Regions from separate parts of the Homo sapiens genome. Here regions 1, 3 and 4 are each linked to region 2. The links are chromatin contacts, found by Hi-C or POLR2A ChIA-PET in ENCODE. All regions are on one chromosome and are shown on one strand. Each heading gives the region's core, a stretch centred on a gene start or an enhancer-like site at or near the end of the contact. The rest is flanking DNA. Distances are from core to core; before and after follow the strand shown.

Region 1 (3,017 bases), core at 452-2,951, 130 kb before region 2:
GATATAAAAATGCAGCTGATTTAATAAAAACCTATGCTGTGTTAGGAAGTTTGCCGTGAATCATTTGTGGAATATTAGGGGGAAACTGTTAAGTCTCCTTTTGAAGTTTCTTAGATTTAAAAATTCATGAGTTTTAACTAGCTTGACATTATTACATTAAAACTTTTAAGACAGCCAAGAATTGATGGTTGTTTAGGACATGTTCCAAGCCCTCAAATACGGCTCTCCAGTGCAGTGGCTTGCTGGGCTGCCCACCTTCTACCCACATGTGCCTAGTTCAATTCAAGGTCATTAAAATTAAAATTCAGGTCCTCAACAGTACTAGATACGCTTCCAGTGCACTGTAGCCAACGTGTGGCTAGTGGTTACTGTACTGGACCAAGCAGATATAGATCAGGCAGTGCTGGTCTAGATGCATTCAACATAGATAATGAGCCCCCAGTTATGTTTGGCTAGTTGAAGAGTAATATCTAATGCATGTTCTTTCTCACTCGTGTTCTTCCTAACAAGGCTTTGCTTAGCCTGTGCTAGCATTACTCTATTCTTTGACTATACCTCAAGTGAAAGGAGAAGGAAAGATAGGGTTGAGAGGGGAGGATGCTTATTGTATTAAATTTGCTTCAAACATAAAGGGATAATCTGAATGCAGAAAATGTACAATGAATCATAATAACACCTGGATTGATAAAATTTTAGATTTGAAAGGGGTGATTGCATCTCATCAAGCTTTCTGATTGAACTGATGAGAAATTCAAGGAGTAGAGAGGTTAAGTAATTTGTTTATGTCACACAGCCACATAGCTTGTTATTCCCTTATTCTGCAAGCTCTCTGTTCTTTTCACTGGTCCAAGACAACTCTTGTAAGAAGTTCCAGTACTAGAATTCTGTTGTCCAACAGAGACAAAAGGAGCCTATTATAGTAGAGTTAACTTTGTACAAAACCACAAAGTGTATTGTATAAAACAGGAAGTTACCTTTTATAAGCCCAGTCTTCTGAATGTTTTTTGTATTGTCTTTGGAAAAAACTGTTACTTTAATTAATAGACACTTTTACTTTGTTCTTGAAATTACGTATAGCTTAAGAAACAAAAGGAAATACGCTTTCTTTTAATAATAGCCTTTTTGGGGGGTTAGGGTGTTGTAGTTAGGAAAAGGCTTTTTAAAAATATACTGTTTCTATTTTGCAAAGCTTATGGGTGGAGCAGTTGTCACCACCAAGATTTGCCCCTCTAACCCCCCAAAAACATCCCATTGAATGTAAATAGAAATTCCTGTGAAGTGGGTTATTATTCTCATATTTGATAGGTTTCCCCAAGAATTATCTGTTTCCACAGACACTGCATAGGTTCCATTAGTTGCTGTGGAAAGTGAAGTAATTTATTCTAGGAACTGTGACTGTGTGCTGTGAAAAGATTGCATTTTGTTAACATAATTTCTACGGCGTTCTGTTGATGGGGCCTCTCAAATACTTCTTGGACCTGTTCCCTTCATTTCTTCTCCACTGTCTTAGTTCACACCCTTGCCTGCACTTCCATGTTTTTAGTTTGTTTCCATTCATCCATCTCGCCTATGGCTCCCTGAGTGCTTTTTCTGAAACAAACCTGATCATTTCACTTCCTGGAACACCCTGCCACATCCACTCCATCTGCAGAGTGACACGCAGGGCTCGGGCCCTTACTGTAGCAAACATTCTCTTCTCACCTGGGCTCAGCCTGCCTCTCTGTTCTCACCCCAAGTCTTTGTTCAGATATCACTTCCTGAGGTCTTGCCTGACTGTCATGTAAATAATTATCATCCTTCTGGTGGGGTGTGGTGGCTCATGTCTATAATCCTAGCACTTTGGGAGCCAGAGGCGGACAGATCACTTGAGGCCAGGAGTTTGAGACCAGCCTGGCCAACATGGTGAAATTCCGTCTCTACTAAAATACAAAAAAAAAAAAAAAAAAAAAAAATTAGCTGGGTATGGTCAGGTGCACCTGTAATCCCAGCTACTCGGGAGACTGAGGCAGGAGAATTGCTTGAACCTGGGAGGTGGAGGTTGCAGTGAGCCAAGATTGGGCCATTGCACTCTAGCCTGGGTGAACAAGAGCAAATACTCCATCTCAATCATCATCATCATCATCATCATCATCATCATCATCATCATCATCCTTCTTTGTTTGCCTGATCTTTTCTGCTTCATTTTTCCCTATAGCACTTATCACCATCTAACAGGCTATATCACCTACTAATTAAAAAAAAAAAAAACTCCATTGGCTCTTTCTCCCAATTAGGATGAGATCTCTACCAGGGCAGGAATTTTTTGTTTTGTTTTGTTACAGATGCCTTCGCATGCCTGGAACAGTGCCTGACATGGAATGGGGGATCAGTACATATTTGGGGATGAATGGGCGTGATGCCGCTTGCTCCACGTTCCTGTCTCCCACCCTCTCCCTTGAGGCACCTTAGACTTTTTCCCAAGGGTCTGCCATGCTGTTTGCTGCTGGTACCTCCACGTTTAATGGCTTTTCTACCTTTTTTTTTTTTTTTTGAAACAGAGTTGCTCTGTCGTCCAGGCTGGAGTGCAGTGGGAGCCATCTCAACTCACTGCAACCTCTGCCTCCCGGGTTCAAGCAATTCTTCTGCCTCAGCCTCCTGAGTAGCTGGGATTACAGGTGCACACGACCATACCCAGCTAATTGGTTTTTTTTTTTTTTTTTCCTATTTTTAATAGAGACAGGGTTTCGCCATGTTGGCCAGGCTGGTCTCAAACTCCTGGCCTCAAGTGATCTGCCCGCTTCAGCCTCCCAAAGTGCTGGGATTACAGACGTGAGCCACCATGCCCATCCTCCTTTGGTTTCCTCTTATCCTCGGCTCCTCTGGGCATTTCCTCTTGAGCCTCTCCTAATTTTCTGTTCCGCTTTGATGCACCCCCCGGCCCACCCAAGCTCGCCTTCCTATCCTTGTTGATATTTGCATCTTGTCCTTCGTGGGATTCCAGGTACATTCTTGGTGGACTTGGTGGTGGTTATGTGTGC
Region 2 (3,084 bases), core at 149-2,648:
AGGGGAGCCCAGTGGTGTGGCCATGCCACCGGGCCTTGCCCTTCAGCGCTGTCACCCCTGCCCCCAGGGAGGGCACACTGAGGAGGCTGGCCTACTTTGCTGGGTGTCAATAAAAGGTGTGGGGACTGTTCATTCCTGAGCTTTCTCTCTTCCGTCCTTCCGCCAGCCACCCTACTTTGAATCTGCCTGTCTCAATGACATAAAGTCAAGGATAAGATAAAATCTGCCTCCAGTTTTGTCGCCAGTGCCATTTATAACCAGAAAGGCCAGCACGAACATGTCAGATAAACCTTTACATGAATATATGATGTCCTGCACTTAACAACTTGATGAAAGGAAAGGCTCAGTTTAGGAGAGTGGAAACCTGCTTTAAAGCTCCTTAATATTTAACAAGATCTTGCACTTGTGGTGACCTGCAAAGTCTCTAGATCACAACAGGATTTATTCTTTTCCCTGCCGGCATCTGGATTCTCCTAAAAGTAAATCCATCCAGACATGCCTGCATACGTAACCCCCACCCGGCAAAGGGATCAGAACATTTGGTCATTTCGCCTGTGAGTCTGTACTGATTCATGCACTCCCTGATCCTCAGTCATTGCTGAGCATCCGAAGATTCTGAGAGACTGCAGGTCTATAAACAATGGGACAGGGAGCCAAGGCATGGCCAGAGTGTTACAAACCCTGGCTTTCTGTGTGATAAGCCACTCACCTTGAGGACGTTTTTGGAATATGCATTAACCTTTCAGACCTTTCGGGATAGCATAAAAAGGTACGAAGGAAAAACATAATTGAAGCCATAGATGAATCATAGGAACTCAAAAACCATTCTTCATTGGAAAGTGTTGCAGTGAATTGGTGAGCGTTTCTAGTGATTCGCACCCACGGGCTGCAGACCTTGTGCTGGGTACTGTGCATATACTATCTCACATCCCCACAGTAACCTGACTCGAGAGGCACAGGAGTCTTACTGGTTAAGTTCAGGAATTGCCAGGCTCAGAGAAGTTAATTTCTAGTCATACCTCATACAGAGAGACCATGGGTGAGCCAGGATGCACAGACGTACCTCAAACCCAAGGCCACACTTTTTTTTTTTTAATGTTTCTTTGTTAAACTGGGGTATTTAAAGACTGCGCAAACTCAGTATTATTATAACAAAGAACCAGAAAATGAATTCTGAGAGTATTCAGTGTTGCCTATTCAGTATGGTATTTGAACTGGAGTATGTTGCTCAACTCCTTATTACTCAGTTGCTTTTGACGAGGGCTCTCCTGGGATTTTGGCCAGGATGATTTTTTTATTGTACTAAGTGACAACTGCCCCTGCCCCTTGCCAAATAACTGTCTGCACTGGGGAATGTGGTAGATGCCGCCTGTGTAGAATTAGAACCAGTGGTGTAAGCCGGAAGAGTGGCCCCATTTTTCTTGTCAGTGATTGGCTTAGGGAGAGATTTGTGACCAATTTGGGTCAGTAATAAATGAGGACATCTGCTGGTAGTTTCTGGAATAGGTTTCCTTGCTTTGAAGAAGCAGCATAGGGAAGAGGGGGCCTTGCTCTGCCTGAGAGGCCTGGAGTTTCTGCAGCCATCTTGAGCCCACAAGGGAGGAGCTGGACTGGGGAAAGCTGTCATATTTAGGGTGTGGAAGGAGGAGGATGAAAAGAACCGAGGCCATTTCTGACATTGCTCATGGCTCTGTTCACCAGGCTTTTCTATTCACTTGCCTTTTCTCTGGACCCCTTTGCTGTGTGAGATAATGGATTTCCTTATGGTTTATACCAGGTCGAGTAGGGTTTTCTGTCTGGTCTTTGTGTGAGAAGGCCCTTTAATAGATAAAGGCTTCCTTGGGGACCAGTACCATTTCAGGTGACTGGTCTGCTTGTCTGTAGGTTGGAAATGATTGCTTACTCCTTGCAAACAGAGAACCCATTGCTGCCATAGTGGTAGTAGGCAGTGGGTTAAGGAGTACTTGAGTTATTGTTATTGTCCTGTGCATGCAAAGCACCTCTTGTACCACCATATTGTGGTCACCATTGTTTATGGTTATTGCTGTCATTCATAACAGCATCTTTGAATCTTATACACTAGACATTCAAAGTGGAGGCAGTGGGAGGGTAACAGCAGCACCAGGTCTGCAGTGTAGACTGGCAGCACCGGGTCTGCAGTGTAGACTGGCACAAATGTAAGTGTGAATTTCCAGTTCTTGCTGAGACAGCATCAGAGTGAGTCAAAATTAACAGGGTTGGTTGGCACTGCTGATCACACCAAGGGGCTGAAGGGTGGGTACTAGAGTGAGTTAATGCTGGAGACAGAGGCAGAGAGAATCCACTGATGCTGAGGAAGCTCATCAGAAGTGTAGGGGGAGGAGACCACAAGGTCAGGTGTCTCATCAGCGATACCTGACTTCTCTCTTAACCGAATCTGAATCAGTGGTCCTCAACTCAGGGGCCAGGGGCATGTGCCCTTCAGTGGACATGTGGCAAAGCCAGGAGACATTTCAGTTGTCCCAGGTGGGGGATGCAGTCAGCATCTAGTGGATAGACCCCAGAGATGCAGTTGCAACATCCTACAGTGGCAGAACAGCCCCCCAACAAAGATTCTGGCCCCCAAAGGCCAATAGTGTTGAGGCTGACCATCCCTGTTTCTCACCTGGAAGTGGTTGATGGAGGGAGCCGAGGGCAGCTGGGGTGTGAGGAAGGCTCTGGAGACTGAAGCTGTTATTAGATCCAGTCCAGGCTGCTTGGCAGTGGGCACTTTCCAGTGGGGAGGCTTCCCACTTGTGGCAGAGCACGTAGAGGGGTTTGCAAGCTCTCTGTGTTTACTGGCCTCCACGTTGGTGTCTGGGAAGGGCAAAACAGAAGCTCAGACTGCTGGGTGGAGAAGTTTTGCGCCTTCCCAGCTCTTGCTTCTTTCTGTGAAGCATGCTGGCGTCATGTTTCCATGACAGCAGTTGAGTTAATGCATTTAGGGGCCCCCTCAGCGTCCACCACATCCTGCCTGTTGTAAATTGTGTGGTTCAGGTTGTGATCTATGATACTACGGTCCTAAATTTCTCATTACTATTTTTTAACTTGATTGAATGCACAGCT
Region 3 (3,011 bases), core at 103-2,602, 250 kb before region 2:
TGTTTGAGAACCACTTAAAAAATCCGCAGCACCAGTCCATGTCCTTTGTCTTGGCTTTGTCTTATCCTTTTAATTTAAGATTGTGGAGAAATGGATTTAGGGAAGAGATATCAGCTCCTCCTCCCTGGAGACACCAATATTGACTAACACTGAAAAAGCAAATAGTATCACATAACCTACTAAAATAAAGCAGGGAAAGTCATTATACTTTTACTTTATTGATCCAGTTCCTGGCTACATGGGGAAAAAAAAAAACTTACATTGTTGAAGCTGGCAATCTCTAATGCTACAACATGTTGTTAAAAAGTGGTGCATTTATCTGCACACAGGAAACAAGACATTATACTGAGCAGGAGCTGTGTTAAATAGTCCAGGGATATGCGTAACACTAAACAAACAGTGCTGGGCTAGGCCAGAAGGGAAAATAACCTCGTGAGGATGGGACGTGTGCATTTTAAAAAATTGTCAGACAGGTTTTCTGAATAGACAAAAAATACACTTCAAAGGCTTTCTTTTGATTTTGTATTAATGACTTCCAAATACATTTCTATGATAGCAACATCCTTTAAATGGGTCTTGAGAAGAGGGTCCATGCCAGCCTTGTACTAACCTCATTCAATATTTGTGAGTAAATGAATGGTACCCATTAAGTTCACATATTTAACTTTGAAAATTGGACTAATTTATAAATCATTACTAGGGTAATTACTAGGGTAATGATTTATAAATGAAAAATTGCAAGGATTAATATTTTTCTAGTCTACACACATGCATACATATATAAATATATATACATATATAAATATATGTATATACATATACAAACATGTATATACAAATATATGTATATACATATACAAACATGTATATACATATATAAATATATGTATATACATATACAAACATGTATATACATATACAAGCACATAAATATGCATACATGTGTATATATACACACTAAATATACATTGCAGCAAACACATTTTTGTTTGACAACCTCCTGGTTGCACATTTGACATTTGCAAAGTAACACATTTACCAAGAAAAAGAATTTGGATTTAATTGCTTTGATAAAGTCACAGTTTCCTTTGTGGTATTTAAAAGATCATGTTAGTACAAAGGTTTTCACAGGTCAGCAGCTTCTCACTCATTCTTTTTCACGAGAACTTTCCCAATCAATCAATTAACTAACAAGCATGTATTAAGGCAGGGGTCCCCAACTCCTGAACCATGAACCACTAGCGGACAGGTGGCCTGTTAGGAACTGAGCCACCCAGCAGGAGGTGAGTGGGGAGTGAGCTTCATCTGTATTTACAGCCACTCCCCATGGCTCATGTTACCGCCTGAGCTCCACCTCCTGTCCCTGAGACCCTCTTCGACTTCCTGCCATGGAACAACACACGGGCTTGCAGCTGCGTCCCTCCTATTTCTTTCTTCCTTTCTGTGACAACGGACAAGTTGCCCTTATCCCTCTGAGGAAGCTGTCCACCTGCACCTCCTGCCTAATCAGCAGGAGCATTAGATTCCCACACAAGAGCAAACCCTATTTGTGAACTGCACATGTGAGTGGTCTAGGTTGTGCACTCCTTATGAGAATCTAATGCCTGTTGATCTGTTGCTGTCTCCCATCACCCCCAGATGGGACTGTCTAGTTGCAGGAAAACAAGCTCAGGGCTCCCACTGATTCTACATGATGATGAGTTGTATGATTATTTCATTATATATATTACAAGGTAATAACAGTAGAAATAAAGTGCACAATAAATGTAAAGCACTTGAATCATCCCGAAACCATCTCCCCTCCACTGTCTGTGGAAAAATTGTCTTCCACAAAACCAGTCCCTGGTGCCAAAAAGGTTGGGGACTGCTGTATTAAGGTGTGTGTTCTGTACTAAGAATTGTATTGAATACAAAGAATTAATGATATTGTCCCTGCCACCAAGAAACATAGTTGAGTGGGAGAGATAGTTATCTTTTCCAGTAGGAGAGAGAGGAGTTTGTGCTTCAAGTATCATGAAACATTCTATACTATGTGAGTGATAAAGGCAAGCACTGTCCTAGGCGTCTATGTGCAGCTGAAGTCACTGAGGAGTGAGTAGATGGTGTTCAAGACCTTGGAATAGGAGTAGATCTTGGAAACACGGCGAAGAGGCAGAACACAGAAGCAGAGCCAGGAGTGACGTGTGCCAGATGATTTTAATCAGTGGTACAGTCTGGGGAACCAATACTCTAGATTTTATCCCAGGACAGACCCAGAACATCAGACATAATTAGATCATGCCGTTTAGCCTTATCTGCAGAAAACAGCTTTTCCGGAACTGTGTGTTGGTGTTATGTCCTTTCTTGACTAAAGTGAAGGAAGTCTTCTGGAAAAAGGTATTTAAAAAATCAGAACACTGCACTAGTCTTTTCAGTAAATGTTACAGGAAAAACTGGACATCCACATGTTTTTTAGAAAAAGAATATAGACACAGACCATACATCCTGTGTGAAAGTAATTCAAAATGGATCATAGACCCTAAATGTAAAAGCAAAACCATAAAAAATAGGAGAAAATCTAGATGACCTTGGGTTTGGTGATGACATTTTAGATATAACACCAAAGGCATGATCTATGAAAGAAGTAACTGAGAAGCTGAATTTCATTAGAACTAAAACTTGTACTTTGAGAAAGACACTGTCAAAAGAATGAGAAGACAAGCCACAGACTGGGAGAAAACATAGCAAAAGTCACATCTAATAAAGAATCATTATCCAAAATATACAAAGAATTCTTATAATTCAACTATAAGAGAATAAAAAACCTGGTTAAAAATGGACAAAATATCTGAACAGACACCTCACCAAAGAAAGCACACAGATGGCAAAGAAACATATGAAAAGATGCTCCTCCTCATATATCATCATGGAAATACATATTAAACAACAGTGAGTTCCCACTACACACTATTATATTATACCTGTTAGAATGGCCAAAATCCAGAGCACTGACAACATAAATTGCTGGTGAG
Region 4 (3,207 bases), core at 520-3,019, 160 kb after region 2:
CCCCATCATCTCTCTGTTTGGGGTCTGCAAGGATCTGGAGAGAACCCCGCTGGAGGAGCTGGGCTCCCGGAGGCACTGGCAGCAGACCTCCATGTCTGCTCACCTCTTATTTGGAAATGTGGGAAATCACCCCCATTTCATCTTTTCTCTGTCAGTAGAGAACTTTAGTCTTCTTATTTGCTCAGTTACTATTTTTCCCACCATGGGAATATCTAAATCATCCTTCCTTTCCTAAATCTCTGCTCTATTGTCTTGCCGGTCATCCACAGTCCAGCCCTGATGCTGGATGCAATTGCTTCAAATGAATTAAGGAGCCGTGAGTGACTTTGAAAACCTAGCCTGTGGCTTCCCATGGGGGAACTGAAGGAAGACTTCAGAGACCACGTAGTTTAAGTCCTTTATTTACGAATGAGGACCCTGAGACAGTTTACATAAGCCCACCTGGTATGAGAGCCAGAAGCTTTGGATAATCTGGTTCCCCCTTCAGAGGTGACTCTGCAGGAACGCGCAGACTGAAGGCATAAGAAGCCCGTAGAAAGCGGTTAAAACAAGCCGTGTTTCTTCCCCTGTGATTAGTCGGCTTGAAATGTGTAGGGGGCATCTTCCACCCGTGCTGGGGCTGGGAATGGAGCAGTGACCGTGAGTTCCGTGGCACCTGCTGGATTTTGTAGTCCGTTGGGGAGCATAGGCTGTAAGTGAATACTTACCAGCGTATTGACGGCTCAGAAGAGAAAGCAGAATGTTAGCGGAGCACCTAATAGGACACAACTGAAATATTCCAGGCCCCTTGTCTCATGTTTGGCGGAAGTCTCCTGTTTCCAGTGGAGCTGTGTGTGTGGTTCACTTTCCAGGAGGATGCACCGTCCCCCAGGTGGTGTGCTGGGAGATTGGAAGTTCTCCACTACATGGCCTCTGGGCCAGTGCTATTAGCCCCACTGGGGAGAAGAAGAAACCGAGGGTAAGACACTGAGGACTTGTTTGAGGTCACACAGGAACGGAGGTGAAGAAAGAGTCACGGGTGGGGCGTGAGGGGCTGCTCACCGTGGCCGGAGTGGAGAGTTTAAAGTAGAGAGTGCCGGGACCGTGCTATTTATTTCTGGAGCCCGAGGCCACCTCCCCTTAGGAGATGATGCGCAGGGCCAGGCTGAGGCAGAATTGTGGGGTAGGTGACGGCTGCCCTCAGAAGTCTTAAACTCCCTGTGCAACACCTCCAGTGCCTTTAATGCCACTGCTTTCTCTTGGAATACGGTGTCATCAAGCTCCCTCCCCTGACAAATTCACTCCTCACTTCCTTCCCTCTCGACAAGCGGTTCCTTCCTCCCAGGAGAACAGTCCTCCCTAGAGGGGGCCATCTCAGGTCCTTGGGCGATGTGGGATGTGAGGAGGCTCTCCCCTTTCCGAGAAGCCCCGGAGTTGGCCGGGGCAACCAGGCGCCAACTCCACCCATGCGGCCTTGGGCTCAGGTAAACTTTGAGGGCTGTTTCTAACATGGAGCAGGGCTTTTAGCGAGCATATGATGGGGAGGATTTGCATCTTGGAAAGGAACTAACACAAGATACAAAGAAGCAAACGTCTCACCTTATCTCTTTTCCAGAGCCTCCTCAAGGCACCCACTTTCCTGTCTTTCCTTCATGATTATTCTTGACTGGTGACATTTATTCCTGACTGGTGACATTTATTGAACACCCAATGCATGCTACCAACAATGCTTTTTTTTTTTTTGTATCAGAATTATCCCTGGAAAAAATATAGAGGAGAGGTTAGTGGCATTTTTATTGTCCATCCGTACGTGGTACAGCACTGGAGAAAGGTAGTCAATACGTGGGAAGAGCCTCCTGTGAACTCATACTTACTTCACAAAGGAAAGAGGCTAAAATTCTGCCTTTTCTGAACAGCTGTCTCCATAGAGCTCGGTTCTGTTCTGGTTAAGTTAGTTAAGATGGTTAGTTTAGAGGGTACTTGGTGATAATGGGGCTAAGCCTTCTTTGTTTGTATTTTGTAATTACCTTTTTTTCTTTTTGTTGAGATGGAGTCTTGCTCTGTCACCCAGGCTGGAGTGCAATGGTGCGATCTTCTGCCTCTCGAGTTCAAGCGATTCTCCTGCCTCAGCCACCCCAGTAGCTGGGACTACAGGTGTGCACCACCACGCCCAGCTAATTTTTGTATTTTTAGTAGAGACACGGTTTCACCATGTTGGGCAGGCTGGTCTCGAACTCCTGACCCCAAGTGATCCACCTGTCTTGGTCTCCCAAAGTGCTGGGATTACAGGCATGAGCCACGGTGCCCTGCCACGTTACTTTTATTGATATAAAATTTATATAACATAAAATCCGCAGTGTATGGTTTTATACTTTTCACATTTGTAAGTGTGCATCAAGGTGGTTTTAGTGTACTCACAATGCTGCGCAACCCTCACACTCTCATTCTTGAAGATTTCTAGCCTTCCCCAAAGAAACTCCACACCATTGGCAGTCACTCCCAAACTTCCTCCTCCTAGTCTCTGGCCACCACTAATGTACTTCTATGGATTTGCCTATTCTTGCCACTTTATATAAATGTAATCATATAATACATGGTCTTTTATGTCTGGCTGCTTTCACTTAGAATAATTTTTTCAAGATTCATCTGTGTTTCAGCATGGAGGAGTACTTTGTTTCTTTTTATTCCATTGTATGTATACACTACATTTTATTTATTCATTCAGCAGTCAGTGGACATCTGGTTGTTTCTACTTTTTGCCTATGATGAATAATGCTGCTGTGGACATCCCTGTACAAGTTCTTGTGTGAAGATGTGTTTTCAGTTCTCTTGGGTGTATACCTAGGAGTAGAATTGCTGGGTCATATGGTAAATCTATGTTTAGCATTTTGAGAAACTGCCAAGATTTTTCTCACAATGATTGCACTATTTTATATTCATACCAGCGATGTAGGGGGATTCTGATAACTTTCTTGCCATCACTTGTTAATTTTGCTTTTTTCTTTTGAAATTATAGCCATCCTAGTGATGTGAAATGGAAACTTACTGTGATTTTGATTTCCATTTCCCTAGTGACTAATGATGCTGAGAATCTTTTCACGTGCTCATTGGAATCTGTACATCTTCTTTGGGGAAATGTTTATTTAAATCCTTTGCCCAGTTTACAATTGGATTGCTTGTCTTTATCGCTGAGTTGTTCTTTATACATTCTGGAGACTGGACGCTTAT

The links. Hi-C counts contacts between places; a loop is a spot of excess contacts on that map. ChIA-PET counts read pairs that join two places held with the same protein, here RNA polymerase II (POLR2A). Pooled maps may share reads with other maps.
Region 1: a loop to region 2 is called in a map with no recorded cell type, with 3 times the contacts of the local background. The contact joins two enhancer-like sites. A Hi-C loop is called at or near these places in 1 of 168 maps with a recorded cell type or tissue (PC-3), 2 of 37 single-sample maps with no recorded cell type and 10 of 50 pooled maps. POLR2A ChIA-PET finds 5 or more read pairs at or near these places in 3 of 52 experiments (PC-9 and activated naive CD4-positive, alpha-beta T cell).
Region 3: a map with no recorded cell type shows a loop between it and region 2 (2.2-fold over the local background). The contact joins two enhancer-like sites. A Hi-C loop is called at or near these places in 1 of 168 maps with a recorded cell type or tissue (sigmoid colon), 8 of 37 single-sample maps with no recorded cell type and 6 of 50 pooled maps.
Region 4: a map of prostate gland shows a loop between it and region 2 (2.5-fold over the local background). The contact joins the promoter of LINC02665 here to the enhancer-like site in region 2. A Hi-C loop is called at or near these places in 3 of 168 maps with a recorded cell type or tissue (prostate gland, sigmoid colon and transverse colon) and 3 of 50 pooled maps. POLR2A ChIA-PET finds 5 or more read pairs at or near these places in 1 of 52 experiments (H1).

What each region holds. Positions count from the first base shown.
Region 1 is chr10:7,387,460-7,390,476 of GRCh38, reverse strand. The region is part of intron 1 of SFMBT2 (Scm like with four mbt domains 2); the gene reads left to right. Among named protein-coding and RNA genes, the nearest start is that of SFMBT2, 22 kb to the left of the region's middle. Within about 2 kb of position 1,701, at least 4 of the 41 ENCODE cell types and tissues checked have a DNase peak (open chromatin) inside an H3K27ac peak, as active enhancers do.
Region 2 is chr10:7,258,970-7,262,053 of GRCh38, reverse strand. All of the region lies in intron 7 of SFMBT2 (Scm like with four mbt domains 2), which reads left to right. Among named protein-coding and RNA genes, the nearest start is that of SNORD129, 74 kb to the right of the region's middle. Within about 2 kb of position 1,398, at least 12 of the 41 ENCODE cell types and tissues checked have a DNase peak (open chromatin) inside an H3K27ac peak, as active enhancers do; they include prostate gland, where a contact is called at or near this core.
Region 3 is chr10:7,511,017-7,514,027 of GRCh38, reverse strand. No RefSeq gene overlaps it. Among named protein-coding and RNA genes, the nearest start is that of LINC02642, 40 kb to the right of the region's middle. RefSeq lists a silencer at 1,188-1,297. Within about 2 kb of position 1,352, at least 2 of the 41 ENCODE cell types and tissues checked have a DNase peak (open chromatin) inside an H3K27ac peak, as active enhancers do.
Region 4 is chr10:7,094,854-7,098,060 of GRCh38, reverse strand. It overlaps LINC02665 (long intergenic non-protein coding RNA 2665), which reads right to left and starts at 1,769. Exons shown (of 3, transcript NR_184104.1): 1 at 1,579-1,769; 2 at 708-935; 3 at 385-619. All of the region lies in intron 1 of LOC105376387 (a long non-coding RNA gene), which reads left to right.